Regions from separate parts of the Homo sapiens genome. Here region 1 is linked to region 2. A link is an interaction called in ENCODE POLR2A ChIA-PET data of the cell type or tissue named here. Cell type or tissue: B cell. All regions are shown on one strand. Links, peaks and the distances in the headings refer to the core of each region. The heading gives the core; the rest is flanking DNA.

What was found. ChIA-PET counts read pairs that join two places held together with the same protein. Peaks named below come from ENCODE experiments on the same cell type or tissue, not always from the same donor. Only the 100,000 strongest peaks of a DNase experiment are listed, where the experiment ranks them.
Region 1: POLR2A ChIA-PET joins it to region 2 with 7 read pairs; 15 of 35 experiments call an interaction of 5 or more read pairs at or near these places.

What each region holds. Positions count from the first base shown.
Region 1 is chr6:26,370,041-26,379,703 of GRCh38, reverse strand. It overlaps BTN3A2 (butyrophilin subfamily 3 member A2), which reads right to left. Exons shown (of 11, transcript NM_007047.5): 5 at 9,101-9,382; 6 at 6,607-6,807; 7 at 6,408-6,428; 8 at 6,291-6,317; 9 at 5,331-5,377; 10 at 4,906-4,933; 11 at 1,392-3,907. The coding sequence ends at 5,337. Among named protein-coding and RNA genes, the nearest start is that of BTN2A2, 8.2 kb to the left of the region's middle. In B cell, for the core only: no CTCF peak of the experiment used is centred there; a DNase peak (open chromatin) is centred at 4,267; H3K27ac peaks cover 3,808 bases.
Region 2 is chr6:26,540,112-26,550,569 of GRCh38, reverse strand. It overlaps HMGN4 (high mobility group nucleosomal binding domain 4), which reads right to left. Exons shown (of 2, transcript NM_006353.3): 2 at 3,637-5,443. The coding sequence starts at 5,363. The coding sequence ends at 5,091. Among named protein-coding and RNA genes, the nearest start is that of HMGN4, 7.0 kb to the right of the region's middle. RefSeq lists enhancers at 1-220, 480-1,434. In B cell, for the core only: CTCF peaks have their summits at 6,210 and 6,409; a DNase peak (open chromatin) is centred at 6,476; H3K4me3 peaks cover 629 bases; H3K27ac peaks cover 95 bases.

The DNA of each region.
Region 1 (9,663 bases), core at 1-8,000, 170 kb after region 2:
GTATCTCCCTTCTCCTTTGCCTGTGAGCTTTATCACACCCATGATAGTTGCTTTTCTGCAGTTACATAGCCCAATCTTAAAGTACATTAGAATTAACACTCCCAGGCCAATCTTCAAACAATTCAAGCAAAGGAGGATGGGAAGTGGAGATAAAGTCGCAGGCCCTGTAGTCCTTAGGAAGATTCTGAGCTATATCACACATTTCATATGGTTTCTTAGAGAGTCGTAAAAGGGATTAAGCCAAGTTTTCCACATGATAACTGACTCATGAATGAACTCTTTATCTCATTTCTCATGTAATTGGCTTTCTTTCATTTCTCAATTTATTTCTGCACTTGTGTTTCCTGGGATCACTTCCCAAATCAGTGTGGTGAGCTGAGTAGTGCCCCCCCCCGCCCACCCTTTGAGTTATATCCACTAAGAAACTTATGAATAGAATGTATAACATGGCGAAATGGATGTTACACAAAATTAAAATTATGGACCTTAAATTAGAGAGATTATTCTAAACTGTCTGTTGGACTCAGTCAAATCACAGGAGTCTTTAAAAGTAAAAGGCAGACTGAGTGCCGTGGCTCATGCCTATAATCCCAGCACTTTGGGAGACCAAGGTGGACAGATTTCTTGAGCTCAGGAGTTTGAGACCAGCCTGGGCAACATGGCAAGACCCTGTCTCTACAAAAAAAATACCGGGGCATGGTGATGTGGGCCTGTGGTCTCAGCTACTTGGGAAGCGGAAGTGGGTGGATTGCTTGAGCCCAGGGGACAGTTTGCAGTGAGCCGAGATCACGCCACTGCACTTCATCCTGGGTGACAGAGCGAATCCCTGTCAACAATAAATAAATAAATAAATAAAAGGAAGGAAAAAAAGGAGAAGGTAAAAGAATCAGAATGATACAATGGAGAAAAAGAACTAGGAGAGGAGACTCAATGTACTGTTGCTGCTTTGAAGATGGAGGAAGGGAGCTAAGAGTCAGAGTGTGGCAGCCTCTAGAAGTGGGTACAGTCCCTGGCTATAAACCAGGAAACAACTGGGACCTCATTCCTGTAAATGAAGGGAACTGATTCTGCCAACGATCTGAATAAGCAAGGAAATAGATTCTTCCTTAGAGACTCCAGAAAGGAATCCAGCCTGCAGACACCTTGATTATAGCCTGGTGAGATCCCTGTGGGACTTCTCACCTACAGAACAGTGAGATAATAGATTTGTGTTGCTTTAAATCTATGAATTTCTGGTAATTCAGATGGCAACAATAGAAGAGGCATCCAATAAGGGTTTTGTGAAAATGCTGCAGTGAGGCAAACTGAAACTGTGGGGAGTACAGTGGGTATGTAGACTACTCTACTGTGCTGAGTAGACACCACAGTCTAGAAAAAACCAAGTTGAAGAGTCAGCATTATTAACAAATTTATTGAACAACTAGAACTTGACAAGCACTTGCCCAGTAGAGGGGATACAGTGGTGAGCAATAATAGTGATGATAATGAGGAGCAGTTTTCCCTAGCAGGCAGCAGTTGAAAGGAATATGGGTTTAACATCCACCAATGACCAGGAGTGGACAGATCCTTTTCCAGGAGACTGAGTCCATAGTGGGATTAAAAACATCCCTGTAATTCTTCTAGCTTCCTTCATCCAAATTACCAATATTACAGAGAATCTCTAGGGTATTTGCTCTGCCTGGAAACCTTGACTGAAGGAAGGCTGGCTCTGGCTGCACGATCACTTATCACATTTGTTGGGTGGGAACACATCTGTGCCCCATTATTAACTGAGTGTGGCCTCTAGTCTCTTTCAAAGTCACATGCCCTGTGGGAACTGCAACGTTATTCTCTCAACCAAGACACTCTGCAGAGCCAATCCAAGGAGTGCTGGGTCTAAGGCTCTGATAATCAGCTGGGAAGGAGTCCATAGGGGTCTTAACTCCACAACCACTCACAGTGATCTCGATCCTGGAGCTGTCCTGGGAAGGGAACCTCAGGGCTACATGTGGGCTCTTCCCATGCAGGAAAAATCAGGCTGGAAAAGAACGGGCAATTGGCCAGGGACTGAAGCTGAACATCTCCCAACTGCACAAATTACCGTGTGAGTTATGTAAGCTACTTAATGTTGCCCTGCCTCTGCTTCCATACTTGCCAAATGAGACTACCTGACAGGGTGTTGTGAGGATTAAAGGAGTGACACCCACCAAAGCTCATAACACAGCACTCAGAACGTTTTAAATTCTCCATTAATGTTAGTCATTGTTGTTCAGATCCCAGCTCTGTTGTTCACTATTCCTGTCTGCTTTGTAAAGTCAATACACTTTTCTACACCCCAGTTTCCTTATCTGTATAAAGGGGCCAATAAGGTGGCACCAAACTCAAACAACTGTCCTATGGAATAATTGAATGAATATCAGTAAAGTGCTTCAGTGTGTGCCTGTAGCTTTATGGTTCTGACTGGCTGTTGTGGAGGGTGAGACCCTTAGCTCCAGGCTGGGCAGGGAGAAGCAGAGATGTTACTTCAGCCTGAGGCTCCCCACTTTCATTAGCTAAGCCTGGGGTCAGTGGTATCTCCAGGGAATGATCAGGCACTAGGTCGGGATCGGGGGAACTCTCTACTTTTGGTATTGGGCAAACGGTCAGGGCAGTGGGCTCCAAGGTCAAAATTCTGAATACAGGATACAGAGGCTCAGAGGAAGAGGCGTGCAGAAATGTGTAGATATGAGATCCATCCGTGGCATTGTAGAACGAGATATGTCCAGTCTCATAGTCCAGGATGACCCCCACTTTCCTAGGAGGCTCAGGAAGTTTCAGGTTGGTTCTGGGCTCAGTGAGAGCCCGATACTTATTCCCATCAGTCAGGCCCATAGTCCAGTATCCGTTCTCCGGTGTCATTTTGACCCAAACTTTTTTCCTCTCCACGTTCTTACTACATACCCCAATATGCCACTCTTTTCTGTCCCCCACTTCCACCTCCCAGTAGTGTCTCTCTGACATGAAGCTTTCACAGCCAAGCACACAGTAACGCCATTCAAATCTCTCAGGGTTGTCTGGTAGGTCATGGGGCTCCTCAGCACGCTGTACACTCCTCTGGTCCTCAGAAACAAGGAGGATGGCATTTGCCATGTCTGGATACAGAATTACATCTGCTGCAGAGAGTTTGAGGAGGTGTCCATGGGGTCAGCCATTTTTCCTGGATTTAAGAGCCACAGCATGCAAGGCTTGGGCCATGCTGAGGAGGTCCTTCCAGAACCCCGTGTCCCTAGCCTGCCCTGAATGTGATTCTCTCATCAATGTCATTGGTGAAAGCCCCAGGGGTCTAGTGACCAGAGGGGAAATGAAAGTAAGGTCAGTATCTGCCTAACCCAATACCCTGATGCGGCCCCAAGAAGCAACAAGGATCCTCTTTCTACATTTTTGTTGTTTCCCTCCCCACATTGATTCTGCCCACTGATGCTTTATACTCAGAGGTTAATTTTCTTTTCTTTTTTTTTTTTTTTTTTTTTCTTGAGACAGAGTCTCGCTCTGTCTCCCAGGCTGGAGTGCAGTGGCGTGATCTCGGCTCACTGCAAGCTCTGCCTTCCGGGTTCATGCCATTCTCCTGCCTCAGCCTCCCGAGTAGCTGGGACTACAGGTGCCCGTCACCATGCCCGGCTAATTTTTTATTTTTTGTATTTTTAGTAGAGACGGGGTTTCACCGTGTTAGCCAGGATGGTCTTGATCTCCTGACCTTGTGATCCGCCCTCCTCAGCCTTCCAAAGTGCTAGGATTACAGGCATGAGCTGCTGTGCTGGCCCTCAGAGGTTAATTTTCAATCTTCACTCGACCACTCGTGAGCTAAATGAGTTCCCCTTTTCTGCAGTCTATTTTTCCATACATCCAATTTATTTAACAAGGTGGAGCCTCATCTGAAGCATTTCCTCACCTGAAAAATGGGGATAAACATATGAATCTCTAGCGCTGTAGAAGGCAATCATATTATTTACTCAGCCCACAGCAGGCCATGAAGGAAGCTCCTCATCTTCCTGATAGCTGCAAGGCCGTCTCTGTGCTGGGCTCTGTGTGGGGCCTTATATGCCCTAGATTCACTCTCCAGCCTTCAGCTTTCTCCACCCTCTTCTGGACCCCAGGAATCTGTCCTCTATGGACAGTGCCACTGGGCTCCCTTGTCCTCTGGTTTGCTGCTGTGTTTGGCCAATGGGAGGCCCTGATAGAAGATTAGAAGGAGAAAGAAAGGAGATACACACCGTTTAATTTCCTGCTTCCTCCCTGCCAGCAGCAGCTGGTGGTGCTCTAACAAGGCCCGAGGACTCTTCTCAGGAAGCTCCCTCGTTAAGCTACCTCTTTCTCTGGGTTCCAGTAATTGCCTCCCCTTTTTAGCCCTCCCAGGCTAGGGGTGGAGACAGCTCCCCACTGTTGGGAACCATGGGGGCACTGCACTTTTCCTTGTTGCTTTCCCTTAACCCTTCTTTCTGGAAACCTTGTCCAACTACCCAGTTTGAGCTCACCATCTATTTCTTGCTAGGTTTCTGCCAAGCATGTTCATTATTCCTTCAGTCTTCACCTCAACCCCCATGAAAAACAGATTGCAATCATCATCTAAAAATGTGGAGGCCAAAGCTTGGAAGCATTAAATCCTTTGAGGAGATACAGGCAGTAGGTGGCATGAGAAGCCTGGGAAGGACAAAGTTCTTTGGGCAGGCATCACCTCCTCTCCTTGGCATTTCCATCCTCACTCTCCCTGCAGTATTACTCAGTGTGTGTCTCCTTCCCTTCACCTCCACCCTTTATGCGTCTTCCTACCCACGAAGGAAGTCAAGGGAACTTTTCTGCTCCAAATCACAAGAGTTGGAGAAGAAAAAAGGAAAAAGGAATATAGTCCCTCAGGTTGTTGGTCCAGGGAACATGCAGTGATTTACTCACCAGGCTTGAAGAGGGCCATTTTTCCATTCTGAAAGGAAGGAGACACAGATAAGAAAAAGGTCAGTATTTTTGTACTTTTCCCACTCCATTCTCCTCTCACTACATGTTTTCTCTCCTTTTCTTTAGAGTCTCTTCCAGGGTCCAGCTTCCCTCCTCTACAGCTCTGATGGATCAGAGGTGGCACCTTCTCAAAAATGTCAGGCTTGGCTCCCTGTGTCATGGGGGGTGCAGGATGCATGGCCAGGCTTTACAAGGGGGTGTGCAGGATCAGGAGTTTCTCAGAGGCTCCAGAAAAGCGGAGGTGAACCCCCACCACACAGAAATTGAGTCTTTAGATTAGATCTAATTAATCCAGCTGAGAACATCCACGGGTCACAGTGGAGAAAAAGTTGAAATATTCAGGGCATGTGACCCAGCAAACTTACAGAGCATCAGGCTGACTTATTGGTATCGGACGAAGACTCCTCTCCACCTACAATGAAAGAAAGGTAGAGGTGTCACCAGAACTCTGCCTTTTCTGTGTTGGCCCCTTCCCCTTCTTTTTGCATCCATCTAGTCTTTTTTTTTTTTTTTTTTTTTTTTTTTTTTTTTTTTTTTACCATCCCACCCTTCCCCATGGTCTCCATCTTCAGGTACAATTCTTTCTTCACCTCTTCTTAATATCAAGTCTGGGAACATCGGTTGAACGCTAGTGGCAGGGCAGGCACTGTGAGAGTTCCTTCCCAATGGGGTCCAGCTCATCTGTTTTGAATGTGTACCTGGGCATAGGTGTCACCATGTCTATATGTGTATGCCTAGGAGTACAAGATTCATCCTTCTCAATCTGTATCATTTCGTACCTTGCTCTAAAAAGAATTTGGGAAATTTAATGAGCAATTTCAGGGACTAGTTTTTGAAAGCAGTTATGATCTATCTGTACCAACTGAGCCACTGTAGCTACTCCTCTTTATTAGACACACTTTTCTCCCTCCCTCTCTCTTTTCTGATTTTCTTATTTCTTAAATCTTCCATTCTTGTTTTCCTTTCAACAGCCTCTAGATTATGGGAAACAACAAGTAAGTTTCCTGCCATAGAAAATGCACCTCATCCTTCTCTTCCCTCTTCCTTTTGAAGTGTACCCCTGGATATTCCTCAGTGCTTTTTAGAGCTTAAGGGTCTGTAGCCCCTAGTACAAAGAGATTGAAGACCTCTTTTTTTTTTTTTTTTTTTTCTAGAGAGAAAAAGCACTGGGTGGTTTCTCCAAAGAGCCACACTTGTTTTCTTTTTCTGGGTAAAGGGATCCAAGACCACTTTTCAACCCTGGGCTATGACTTATGGGCTGGAAAATAATGAAGCAGAGAGAGAGTAACAGATTTGAATTCAGAGAAAATGTCAAAGCCACTCACGAGTCAAGTACTGGATTTTTTTCCTCTCTGCAATGGAATGAACAGGGAAGAGTCATCAAGGTGCTCAAAGCGAGGATAGGAAGACATGTCTGGATCTCTGGGGGAATGGTAACTTACTGAGTTCCTCCTGGAGGCTCTCTGGAAAATAACCAAAAAAAAAAAAAAAAAAAAAAAAAGATGAACTGTTATGGGTGAGGTTGGTGTTTCGGGAAATAAACCTTAAACATGATGCAGTGCCAGGGTAGGGGAGAGAGGTGAGGTTTTCAGGCTGGGGCATGCAAGCCAAGAGCTTAGATTCTCTGCTTGCGTTGGATACCTCTTAGGCTTATTTCCCGCTCTGTTGCAGCATATCCCATTTCTTTCATCTCTTGCTCACTTTCTATCTCACTGGACAGAGCAGTTATTTCCTTCTGTTGTCTCCACAAGAAGTAACTGGCTCCGGCGAGAAGCAGCAGCAAGATAGGCAGGGTCCCTGCCAGGGCTGCGATCCAGGGCTGGGCGCTCCTGAAGAAGGGGTCTGCGAAGGGGAGAGCTGTAGGTCATGGGCGCTGGTGCGCTCAGCCTCCCCAGCCTGCAGCACCCCAAGCTTTAGCTGCTCAGCTCAGGTCGGGGGTGGGGAATCTATCTCATGAGGTTAAATAAGGATTCTCTCCCTAAAGTCTCAGAGGACTATAGATAAGACTTTGGTAAACCCTCACTACAAGCTACTACTATTACTTATCTTGAGATGTCTGCCTCTCACATGGAAAGTAACTTGAGCAAAGTCATACACATTTTTTCTAAATATTTTTTCAATAGGTAACACATTTACATCGTTCAAAACTACATACACATAAAGTCACGCAACTCTCTCATTCACCCTGTCCTCCCTCCCTCCATGTATTAACTTCTTAGTCCACTTAATATGATGCTTAGGAACATAACCTGTGGAGTCAGAGGGTATGGGTTTCAATGCTGGCTCCCCCATGTGACTAGCAGTGTGATGTTGGACTACTTACATAACCTCTCTGTTTGTAGTGGCCTAATCTACTAATGTAAAATGAGGGTAATGATAATACCTATTTCCTGAGGTTAGAAGAATTGAATTAATACTTATAAAGTGCCTGATGTACAGTAAGTGTTACAAAATTGCTTGTTGAAGTTTAAAAATGTAAACTAACCCAATTGAGAACTAAAAAAAAGTAAATTAAAATATATTCTTATTTTTCCTCTTGTTTAAACTAAAAATAGCATTCTATACACGTCCCTCTGCATCTTGCTTTTTCTGTGTAAAGTGTATCTTGGAGATCTTTCCATATTAGTATAGAGAGAATTGCTTCTTTTTCCTTTTACAAACTGTGCAGTATTCCCTTGTATGGAAGTTCCCTGGCAGTGAACATCTGCACAGTTTCTAACCTTGTGCAATAGTAATCAGTGCTATAAGAAACCTTTTACAGGCCGGTTGCAGTGGCTCACGCCTGTAATCCCAGCACTTTAGGAGGCTGAGGCGGGTGGATCACTTGAGGTCAGGAGTTTGAGACCAGCCTGGCCAACATGGTAAAACCTTGTCTCTACTAAAAATACAAAAATTAGCTGGGTGTGGTGGCACATGCTTGTAATCTCAGCTACTTGGGAGATTGAGGCAGGAGGATCACTTGAACCTGGGAGGCAGAGGCTGCAGCGAGCTGAGATTGCACCACTGCACTCAAGCCTGGGCAATAGAGTGAGACTTTGTCTAAAAAAAAAAAAGACACACACACAACGAAAAACAGAAACCTTTCACATGGATCATCTCATACAAATGCAAGCTTATCTATCAGATAAATTCCTAGAAGTGGAAGTTTGGATCGATAAGTGTGTAGTTTGGATAGATATTGCTATAGAGCCCCCAACAGAGGTTGACCTAATGCACATCAAAAATACAGGAAGTTACATGAGCAAATGACTGAGAGTCACTGCCTTCCTACATTCCTATGAGAATCATGTATTATAAGCCAAAGCAGTTTTGATTTTTGCAAATATCATAAGTGAAAAATTATTTCATATGTTTACCCAGTGAGTGAGAATGAGCACCCTTTTGTGAGTTATTTCCTTTTCTGTGAATTGATAATTCATGGGCTTTGTTAACATTTTTTTTACTTGGTTTCTATTTTATTTTATTTTATTTATTTTTTGAGACAGAGTCTCGCTCTGTAATCCTGGCTGGAGTGCAGTGGTCTGCTCTCACTCACTGCAACGTCTGCCTCCTGGGTTCAAGTGATTCTCGTGCCTCAGCCTCCTGAGTAGCTGGGATTAGAGGTGCACTCCACCACACCTGGCTAATTTTTTGAATTTTTAGAAGAGATGGAGTTTCACCATGGCCAGGCAGGTCTCAAACTCCTGGCCTCAATGATCTGCCTGCCTCGGCCTCCCAAAGTGCTGGGATTACAGGCGTGAGCCACCATGCCTGGCCAAAACTTTTTACTAGGTTTTTAGAATCTCCTTCTGATTCAAGGAGATCAGCTCTTTCTCTATGATATGAGTTTGTAAATATATATATATAACCATTTTGTCATTTCACATTATATAAGGAGCTTATCTTAATGTTTTTCCTCCAATTCCCATTGCCTGTCATACTTTCTGGCAGATAGGAAATGTTCAGAAAATGTTTGTGTTACGAACACCTTTATGGAGGAAAGAAGCTCCCCTGGCACAAAGAGGAGCCTCCAGGTCTGTGCTTTGGGCCTTATATTCAGTGCAGAGACCCAGGTCGACCACAGATATTAACACATCCCCCTTCATTCAACTGCCACAGCTCAGCTCAGAAAACCTGAGGCCAAGCAGGTACTGACCTGCGATGGAAATGCTGGCTGTCTTTTCCAGGCCGAGGAGGGAATTTCTGATGATGCAGGATACACCCTCCCCGGAGCCGCCTCTCATGATCACAGATGCTGCTACTTCATATAGGCCCACTCCATCTGCAACCACAGGTGCTTCCACAGCTGGGATGTTCTCTCCCTTGGCGTTGCTCCACTGTATTTGGGGTTGGGGGTACCAGCCGGTGGACCTGCACTCCAGATGGATCCCTCCATCCTCATAACCCTTCACTTCGACGTGAAGATTAGAACCCAGTGCTGTGGAAGGATAATTTGGCCTAAATTCTGGATAGCTCCTGTATTAGGGAGGGTCTCAATGGGAATCAATGTCAGGCTCAGATTTGATAATTCAAGAGATATTTCATTCAGGAGCTGTTTACAAAAGTGTGGTCATGATGAGGGGAAAACTAAATTTGCTAGTGCAGTATCCCAGGGTCAGAAACAGTGGGGCTATTCCCACCCACCCCAATTACCAGAGGGAGGAGGAGAGGAAGCTGTTTTGAACACAAAAAAGAAGAGATTCATGCATTGAGGACTTC
Region 2 (10,458 bases), core at 1-8,000:
GGTATCCAGAGTACGGCTCTTCCAGGCCATGTTGATGACCCAGGGTGGAAGCCATTGGAGAGTTTTGAGAGAAGAAGGAGGTATTTTTTTTTTTTTTTTTTGAGACGGAGTTCTCACTCTATCTCCCAGGCTGGAGTGCAGTGGCACGATCACGGCTCACCGCAACCGAGGGAGGTACATTTTAGCGGGATTTCTGTGAGAGGCATTCGAACCAGAGCGACTCCATTTTGAGTGAGGGCTAGGAAAACGAGGCCGGGACTTTTGCTGGGCTGCATTCCCAGAAAGTCAGGCATTCCTAGCCTCTAGATGTTTATGGTTAAGGGAACAAATTAATAATGTTTACTAAACAGACCCAGACTTGGGAGTGTCTAGATGTCCCCATATCTGGAGAACAAAGGCATTCCAAATTTTGCTTTAAAGATAATAATATCGATTCTTACAAAATATAATAAGAAAATTAATCCTTTATCACAGACCCTTGTAGCAGAGCACATCTCCCCATACTTACAGGTATGTATCTAGGGTGGACACTTTCCTCCGCGTTTCAGGAACACCCTACTCTGTCTATGGAGTAGCTGTACTTTCACTACTTAACTTTCTTAATAAACCTGCTTTTACTTTGCACTGCGGACTCGCCCTGAATTCTTTCTTGCGGGAGAGCCAAGAACCCTCCCTTGGGGTCTGGATCGGGACCCTTTTTCTGTAACACAACAACTATTGAGAAAAGAAGGTAGTGGTGCAAGAACAGATACAGAAAAATAAGTTTCCCTCCCTCTTCTTTCCAACTCTTCCATGCTCAGTGCCTCAGATGTGAGGGTCAGAAATTTGGTTATTAAAAACTCTAGGCCGGGCGTGGTGGCTCACGCCTGTAATCCCAGCACTTTGGGAGGCCGAGGCGGGTGGATCACGAGGTCAGGAGTTCGAGACCAGCCTGGCAAAAATGGTGAAACCCTGTCTCGACTAAAACAAATACAAAAGATTAGCCAGACATGGTGGCAGGCGCCTGTAATTCCAGCCACTCGGCAGGGTGAGACAAGAGAATCACTTGAACCCGGGAGGCGGAGGTTGCAGTGAGCTGAGATCGCGCTAATGCACTCCAGCCTGGGCGACAAGAGTGAAACTCCGTCTCAAAAAAACAAACAAGCAAACAAAAAAACCTCTAGATCACCCAGGCTGATATATGTCTAAATTTATGTTTGTCTAAATGTAAAGTTAAATGAGAACAATACTACTCAGCTCATAGGGTTTTCGAAATAAAATTTTTCATGTAAATCACTGGGCACACAGTTTGGCAACAACACTTAATAATTCTCTTTTATTATAGTCAGAAACCTGATATAATTTGGTTATTCATCTTAATTTTTTGATCCAACAATAATTTATTGAACATCTACTATGCACCTAAGATGACAGCAAGAGGGGTGAAAAAGAATAAAAGTAAACAACTACTATGCACATCTATATGCACTATCCATATTCTCTTAACATCTTCGTAAATGTTATTATTCTTACTGGAAGCCTTTTCCCCACTCCTTGCTTGACCAGCTCCTTTCTGTTTTCATTTTGCTGGTCATATGTCAACATACTCCAGGAAGTCCTCCCTAAGGCACCTTCATGCCCTGGCATCAGGGTTTGGGTCTCTTGCTGTGTTATAACAGAGAGCACACTACTGTATGGTGACCTATCTCTCTATCCCATTCAACTTTTTTTTTTTTTTTTTTTTTTTTTGAGATGGAGTTTCACTCTGTCGCCCAGGCTGGAGTGCAGTGGCGCCATCTCGGCTCTCTGCAACCTCCGCCTCCCCGGTTCAAGCGATTCTCCTGCCTCAGCCTCTTGAGTAGCTGGGACTGCAGGGATGCGCCACCACGCCTGGCTAATATTTTGGTATTTTTAGTAGGAGACAGGGTTTCACTATGTTGGTCAGGCTGGTCTCAAACTCTTGACCTCAAATGATCTGCCCGCCTTGGCCTCCCAAAGTGCTGGGATTACAGGTGTGAGCCACTGCACCAGGCTCTCATTCAACTTTGAGCTGAGAACAGGGAATATTTCTTTTATCTTTGATCCTAATCTGTTGTCAGGCATAAAGTGCAGATAAATGTTTGCTGTTTATCAAATAAAATGGATTGGGAATAGTTGAGCAGATGAAGGATGGTAATACGGCATGACAAAGTAGAAATGCCAGCAATTCACTATTACAATGGAAAAAAATGCTATTATGTAATTCCAGTTTTACTATATATGCTACTTACTGGTTTTAGTAAGGGCTCCATATGGAGTGGCCTGGGTCTCAGTTTTGTGGAGTAATCGAATTGTCTTTTTTCCTTGTTTTTCAGTGGCGATGTAAGATTCTGGGAAATATGAATCTTTTTTTCAAATCTTCAACAGAGCTTTATGCATCAATATGCTAATGAGGTAAATTGCACTACTAGTCATTTCCATAAAGTATCTCTAATTCTTTTCAAAACCTTGCAAAATAGATAATAGTTCTTGCTTTGTTACTGAGGAGATTGTGGCTCAGAAAGGCTAAGCAATCATCCAAGCTTGGCATTATTTACTGCCAACTCTCTCAGACCTCTTCACCGTTCCATACCATGTCCAAATCATCAACATGTTTTGCCTAGATTGCTGTGACAGCTTAGTCTATTGCTCATGCAGCAGCCATACTCACACACACACATATATAAAACACCTTAGATTGTGCCATTTCTTTGCTCGAAACTCTAATGGCACCAGGCATGGTGGCTGATGCCTGTAATCCCAGCACTTTGGGAGGCCGAGGCGGGCTGATCACTTGAGGCCAGGAGGTTGAGATCAGCCTGGCCAATATGGCAAAACCCCGTCTCTTCTAAAAATGCAAAATAATAATAATAATAAAATTAGCCGGGCCTGGTGGTAGGTGCCTGTAATACCAGCTACTCGGGAGGCTGAGGCAGGAGAATCGGGGGCGGAGGTTGCAGTGAGCAGAGATTGCGCCACTGCACTCTAGCCTGGGTAACAGAGTGAGACTCCATTTCAAAAAAAAATGCAGAGACACGGCCGGGCGTGGTGGCGCACGACTGTAATCCCAGCACTTTGAGAGGCTGAGGCGGGTGGATCACCTGAGGTCAGGAGTTCGAGACCAGCATGGCCAACATGGTGAAACTCCGTCTCTACTAAAAATACAAACATTGGCCGGGTGTGGTGGCGCGCGCCTGTAGTCCCAGGTACTCGGAGGCTGAGGCAGAAGAATCGTTTGAACCCGGGAGGTGGAAGTTGCAGTGAGCCAAGATCACACCACTGCACTCCAGTCTGGAAGACAGAGTGAGACTCTGTCTGGGAAAAAAAAAAAAAAAAAAAAAAAGCAGACACCAACACCTAGACTACGCTGACCATTTGAAAAAGAAATTACAGGTATAATAAGGACTAAGAAGAAACAAAATTGTTTGTATACACAGAATATATGGTTGTCTATGTAAAAAAAACAAACAAACCCACAAGAATATGCAGATACAAGAATGAGAGGTAGCAAGGCTGCTGGATACAAAAATCGAAATCAACATTAGCTAAAAACAGAAAATGTGGTAACTAAAAATATACCATACGAAGTAGTGTTAAAAAGCATAAAGTCCCTAGGAAATATTAACAAGAAGACCTTTATGGAGAAAATTATAAACTTTATTGAAAGATATTTCAAAGGCCTAAGTAAATGAAGAGCTGTACCATATTCATGTATTGGAAGACAACATTGTAAAGATGACATGGTTTACCAGATTAATCTATAAATTCAATACAAATCCAATCAAAATTTCAATGCTCTTGGGTTTGTTTGATTTATAAATTGTTGGTCTAATTCTAGAAGTAATATGGAGGAACAGTTGGCTAAGAATAGCCAAGACACTCCAAGGAAGAACAATTTTGTGGTGATACTGGAGACAGAGGTGAAATTGGTTACAATTATGACAAAATGTGGAGGCATCTTGGTTTTTATCAGACCTTTTCCTAAAGTTGCAATAATCAGGACTGTACTGTACTGCTACAAGATTAGACAAATTGATGTCAGTCAGAATAGAAACCATCAAAAGACCCACACACATACACAAAAATTTAATTTATGAAAGAGGCAGTGTTACAAATCACTGGGGAAAGGATGAACTTTTCAGTAAATAGTGCAGAGACAACCACTTCGAATATGAAAAATGTTAAGTTGAATTTCTAACTCATAATTTTCACAAAAATCAGTTCAGGACAGACTAAAGACAAATGTGAAAGGCAAAACTATAAAATTTCCACAAGGCAGTAAAGAATATATTTATGACTTTGGGTAGGAAAGGATCTCCCCCCAAACCAATTTGTATTCAGCTTTATATGATACTTTTTAAAAACATTTACTTTCAGCAGGAAATAGGCAACAATCTATAACATTTTACAATTTCCAAACTCCCCTCCTCCAAAAGTCACCGTAAAAGTTAACAAGATATGTCGTTGCTGTTTTGAACAAGAAAGATTTTCAGAGAGGGTGGACACTTCACATGAGGCATGTATGAGCTTTTCTCAGGCCCACTTTGACATGGAGGGACTAAAGTAAAACCAGCAGGATGAATCCACAAACTGAAAACAGGAATCTTGGCTCTTTTAAGTGACACCATCTCGATGTCATCAACAGAAAGCCTGAGTTTTGTTACCTAACACAGCTGATTTTAGGGTTGCCAAGGCCACATCAAAACTCTCGGTTTAAGGAAGTCAAGTCTATGCTGATGGCATCGGGGAAAGGGGAGACACGAAGTTTTGGTTCCCCACACTGTAAGGCTTCCGTGCCAAAGTGGCTGACACGTGAATGTCAGAGAATCTCTCCTGGGAATCAAGGGAATCAAGAACAATCTTCAAAAACCAGGACAGAAAATCCTATTTTCCCTTATTTCAATTCAGTTTCTGAGATACACCCTATTAGTGGTACTTGCCCTTTCCACAAAAGACAACAAGGAAGTGTCCTGTGTGCTAACAACATAACTTAAAAAAGCCAAAATTCTACACTTTTATAAAACTTGATTTAAAAAAATAGTATTTCAAACAGTAGAGTCACTATAAGTACAGAGCTCTCAAAAATGTACATTTCACTTGGCATCCCCAGTGCCTTCCGCTTTCTGGGACTGGAGTGTAGAGGCATCTCGGTTTTTTGCAGGGTTGTTCCCATCCTTTCCAGCATCTGCTTTCCCCTTTCTCCCTTTGGGAAGCTTCTCTCCCTTCTTTGCAGAGGCCTTTTTAGGCCTGGGCTCTGGTTTTGGAGGAGCTGGTTTAGCAGACAACCGAGCTGATCTCCTCTGTGGCTCATCCTTCACCTTTGCTTTATCACCTTTAGCATCTCCTTTTGCCTTTCTCTTGGGCATGGTAGCAGCAGTGTTCGCAGGTGGCTTGAGCAGTCCTGTTGGGTGCTTCTGTCCTCCTCACGCTGTTCCTGGAAAGATGTCTTTAACAAGACACAAAAAGCGTAAACCATAAAGGGAAAGACTGACGAATGTAAACGTTAAAAATCAAATTGACTATATTGTTAATAATTCGTGTATATCAAAAAAGATAGCATAATAAAAGTAAAACAATAAGTACCAGCTTGGCAAAGATATATGTAAAATATATAATGGACAAAATGTTAGAATCCTGAATACATAAAGCATTCCTATAGATCCATGAGGAAAGGACAAAATGAAAATTTTAAAACTATGGCAAAAAATGTTAACAGGTACTTCTTGGAAGCATGAGTGAGGAATAAGCACCTAAAAATATATAAGAAGTACATATTAAAAGCATAGGATATAACATTTCATATCTATCAAACTGAGGAAAACCAAGTTGTCTGACAATATCAAGGGCTCAGCTGATATGGAGCAATCAAAACCCTTATGTACTGCTGTGTGTGTGTGCCAATTAGTGTATTTGCTTTTGGAAACAGTGGTTATTTGTAAAGCACTCTGCAAACAGTGGTATTGTGTAAAGCAATTTTACTTCTAGGTGTTTACTTAGAGGGATTCTTGGAGGTGTGGACAGGAGATCTCCACAAGAATGTTTCTAGCAACACTGTAATTTCAAAAACCTGTAAATCACCCAAATGTCCTTCAATAGTAGAAGGGATGCATATATTTTGGTAGTATGTATAAAAGGGAATACCATTCAGCAGCAGAAACAAATAGATTACAGGTAGGTTCAAAAACGAGGATGAATCTCAAGAATATAATGCCGAAGAAAAATAGCAAGTTGCAGAAGAATATGTACACTATAGATCCATTTACACATGTAAAACTATGACATGTTGAGGCCACAAACATATAGTAAAACTTAAAAAAAAAGGGATAAATAAAAATTGGACAGTGGTCATCTCTTGGGAGTTGGGAAAGGGATGTAGTTGGAGAAGGCATGGAGGTTAGTCCAGAGATGGGGGAGGTTGCATTCTCTTCTTTAAACTGTAGGGGAAGCACATGGCTGGAGTATTACCTATGTCTTACACAGAAAAATTGTATGTGTCTGCTCAAGAATTAATAAAAGTACTAAAAAATGTGGGTAGCCCAGAGCACAGATTGAGAGCCACACAGGTAGGAAATGGAAAATAGTTTGAGTTTGAGTAATTAGGACTTAGGCCTAGGGCTGGCATTCATGGGCACTGTGTGACTTTTTTAAAGCTTTTGTCTATCATACCTTCTGCCCCACCCTTGAAAACATTTACTGGGAAATTCTGTAACCTTGTGAGTGGCCACCATTCTACAATGTTATTATTATTTTTTTAATCTTGTCTCCAAATTGCTCCAGTTTTTTTTTTTTTTTTTTTTTTTTTTTGAGATAGAGTCTCAGAGTCTCGTTCTGTCACCCAGGCTGGAGTGCAGTGGTGCGATCTCGGCTCACTGCAACCTCTGCCTCCCGGGTTCAAGCAATTCTCCTGCCTCAGCCTCCTGGGTAGCTGGGATTACAGGCGCACGCCACCATACCCAGCCAATTTTTGTATTTTTACTAGAGACAGGGTTTCACCGTGTTGGCCAGGCTAGTCTCGAACTCCTGACATCAGGTGATCCACCTGAGAATTGCTTGAACCTGGGAGGCGGAGGTTGCAGTGAGCCGAGATTGTGCCACTGCACTCCAGCCTGGGGGACAGAGTGAGACTCTGCTTCAAAAAAAAAAAAAAAAAAGGTAATGGTGCCACTGAGACATACAGTTCTACTGATCTAACTACACCTGACCTGCTCTCTTCTGAAGAAATCCTTGCCTAGACATTACATGAATTTATTGCTAATTTTTGTCTTTTTCCCTTTATTTCAAATGCAACATTAAGGAATCATTTTAACAATTTTTAGGAAACAAAAGGAGTTACTCTTACAATGAAGGAACCAGTGAAAATCACTTGGTCTAATGGTAGGGTGACTTGATTTATACCTGTTGCCCTAGTATAATTATTCATAATGTTCCCTTTTACTTTGAAAGGTGACCTAACTTGGGCAATGAATAATAAGGTTACCCCAAATATTCTGCATATATTTTTAGAGGCCTTTATGTTATCAGAGAATGAGAGTGTTTAACCAAAAAGTGAGATTTTGGCCTAGCACACATTTCCCTAAGAATAGATACTCCATACCATTCTCCTTCCATCTCACTCCAAAATTGTTTCTCAGCCCATTTCCTGGTGTGAGAATGCTCACACAGTCTCTTTTCCTGGGTTCAGTCTTCTTCGAGTTAGATCCATTGAAGTCCATCCGAAGTAGGGGGGCCATGATCTCCACATGTCAAAGGCCAAAATACAGCAGGTGACAAAATAAAATCAGGAAAAATAGGCCACTGCCTGGATGCTGTATCTGAGTATATAAATACGGATTTAATTCTTGAAACTCACCTTTAGGAAGCTGATTAGGAGACCAGGTCACTGACTCTCTAGAGACCTTACAAATGTGGGAGACAGATACACACATAATGAAAAGGGACCAGAGAGATGGGTAAAAGCTCTTACCATTTCCATAAAGGACAAGGAGGTTGGAAAAGGAAGGAGCTCTCACCACACAGTGGTTTTAACTCAGAAGAAATTATTTGAGGTGGCGCAGAAGAGATTTTTAGGTAAATGAAACTCTTTTGTATGCTACTGTAATGGCATATATTATAAAATGGTAGATGTTATGCACTTGACAAAACCCACAGAACTTCATACAGTGAGTGAACCCTGATGTAAACTATATATTTTAGTTAATAATAAGCTATCAATATTAGTTCATCATTTGTAACAAATGTACCACACCAGTGTAAGTTGTTAATAACTTAGGAGAAACTGAGGTGGGGGAAAGGAAGTATGTGGGAACTCTGTATCTTCTGCTCAATTTTCTGTAAACCAAAAATTGCTCTGAAAAAAGGAAGTCTATTAATGTAAAAAAAAAATACGCATTTTAAGAGTTCAAAAAAATAATGTTAATGATAAAATATAAAAGTCATTACAAATACTCCTTCATGCATGTGGAAGAAAAGAAAAATTATTAACTGGCAGATAAATCTTACTAGTAATTGTACAACTTTTGGAAACATAGAGAAATGACTTTCAATGGTATCATCAGGGCAAGAAATTATCAAGACAGATACTGAAGTTATTTTCCCAAGACATGGCAACAATTTTAAAAGTTTTAGAAATATAACAGTTCCCCTTTGTTAAAATAACTCTTCCAATAACATTATATTACAAACAACAGAGCAAGTTAGTGAAAGTTTTGAATCACTCGTCTTCATTGCACAGAACTGGACTGAAATTCTCATGAAAGCTCTCAATTTAACTCCTCATTTAACCAGATTGCTGTAGGGGAGAAGAAACATCTGCTTCATCCTTCTTCCAATCCTTTTGTTAGCATGAAGACTTGCATTTTTATCATTAGAAGAAGATCATGATGTTTAAATTAACTGGCAAAAATAGCTTTAAAAAAAAAACTAATAGTGAAATAAAAAGCAAAATAGGGTATTATGGGTGGGCCCTAATTCAATATTACTGGTGTACTTATAGGAAGAGGAGATTAGGATACAGACAACATAGAGGAACACATCTAAGGATGTAGTGGGAGGTGGCCATCTGCAAGCCAAGGAGAGGCCTCAGAAGAAACCAAACCTGCCGACATCTTGATCTTGGACTTCTATCCTCCAGAAGTCAAAGAAAATTAATTTTTGTTGTTTAAGTCACTCAGCCTGTGGTACCTTGTTTCGGCAGCCCTAGCGGACTAACATAGGAGGGAACAGTGTAAGAATTTAGTGACTCAGGCAGGGCGTGGTGGCTCACGCCTGTAATCCCAGAACTTTGGGAGGCCAAGGTGGTCAGAAGTTCGAGACCAGCCTGGCCAACATGGTGAAACCCTATCTCTACTAAAAATACAAAATTAGCCATGGGTGGTGGTGCGTGCCTGTAATCCCAGCTACTAAGGATGCTGAGGCAGGAGAATTGCTTGAACCCGGGAGGCAGAGGTTGCAGTGAGCCGAGATTGCGCCACTGCACTCCAGCCTGGGCAATAGAGTGAGATTCTGTTTCAAAAAAAAAGGAATGTAATGACTAGGGAAACATCTTGGATTAGATTAATTTGGGGGTCTCACCCAGCTCTCAAAATATATTTTTCCATGTTTTTTCTCTTTCATAGCAAGCAAATCCATGGACCAAAATGCCACCTCATTCAATACTCATTTTCACCTCATCCCTAGCAAACACAAGGCACATTTTAGCAGCATCTTTTTGATCACTCGATGGATACGGAACTGGGTTTCTGGGAGGTAGTTCTAACTTGGGTTTTAGCCTCAATCCCACCCCGAAATCAGAAGGTTCCCCTCTCCCTCCCTGCCTCTTACTTAAGGAGAGATCGTGTTTGGGGGTTGGAGGGAAGATCTGGAAGAAAGTTAAGAACACCAAGCTTAGGAAGGAGAGAATAAAGGATATAATTAAAATACAATAAAAAATGCACAGGCAAATGCTGGGCGTGGTGGCTCACGCCTGTAATCCCAGCACTTTGGGAGGTGGAGGCAGGTGGATCACTTGAGGTCAGGAGTTCAAGACCAGCCTGGCCAACATGGTGAAACCCATTTCTACTAAAAATACAAAAATTAGCTGGGTGTGGTGGCATATGCCTATAGTCCCAACTACTTGGGAAGCTGAGGCAGGAGAATCACTTGAGCCTGGGAGGCGGAGGTTGCAGTGAGCCAAGATTGTGCCACTGCACTCCAGCCTGGGTGACAGAGCAAGACCCGGTCTCAAAAAAAAAAGAAAAAAAAAAAAAGATTCACAGGCAAGATGCAGTGTGCTACAGAAGCAAGAGGTCACATGGTGTCAGTCACTCTCCAGGGCGTTTGTTCTTCATCTTCCAAAGTATTAGAGACGCAGCATGAGTTTCCACGGAGGTTAAGTGAGAGAGACTGGGAGATGCAGGGGTAGAAAGGAAAGATGAGAAAACGCAGGGTGTCTAAAAGGGTAGGTTTGCTGCTGCAGCTTGCCAG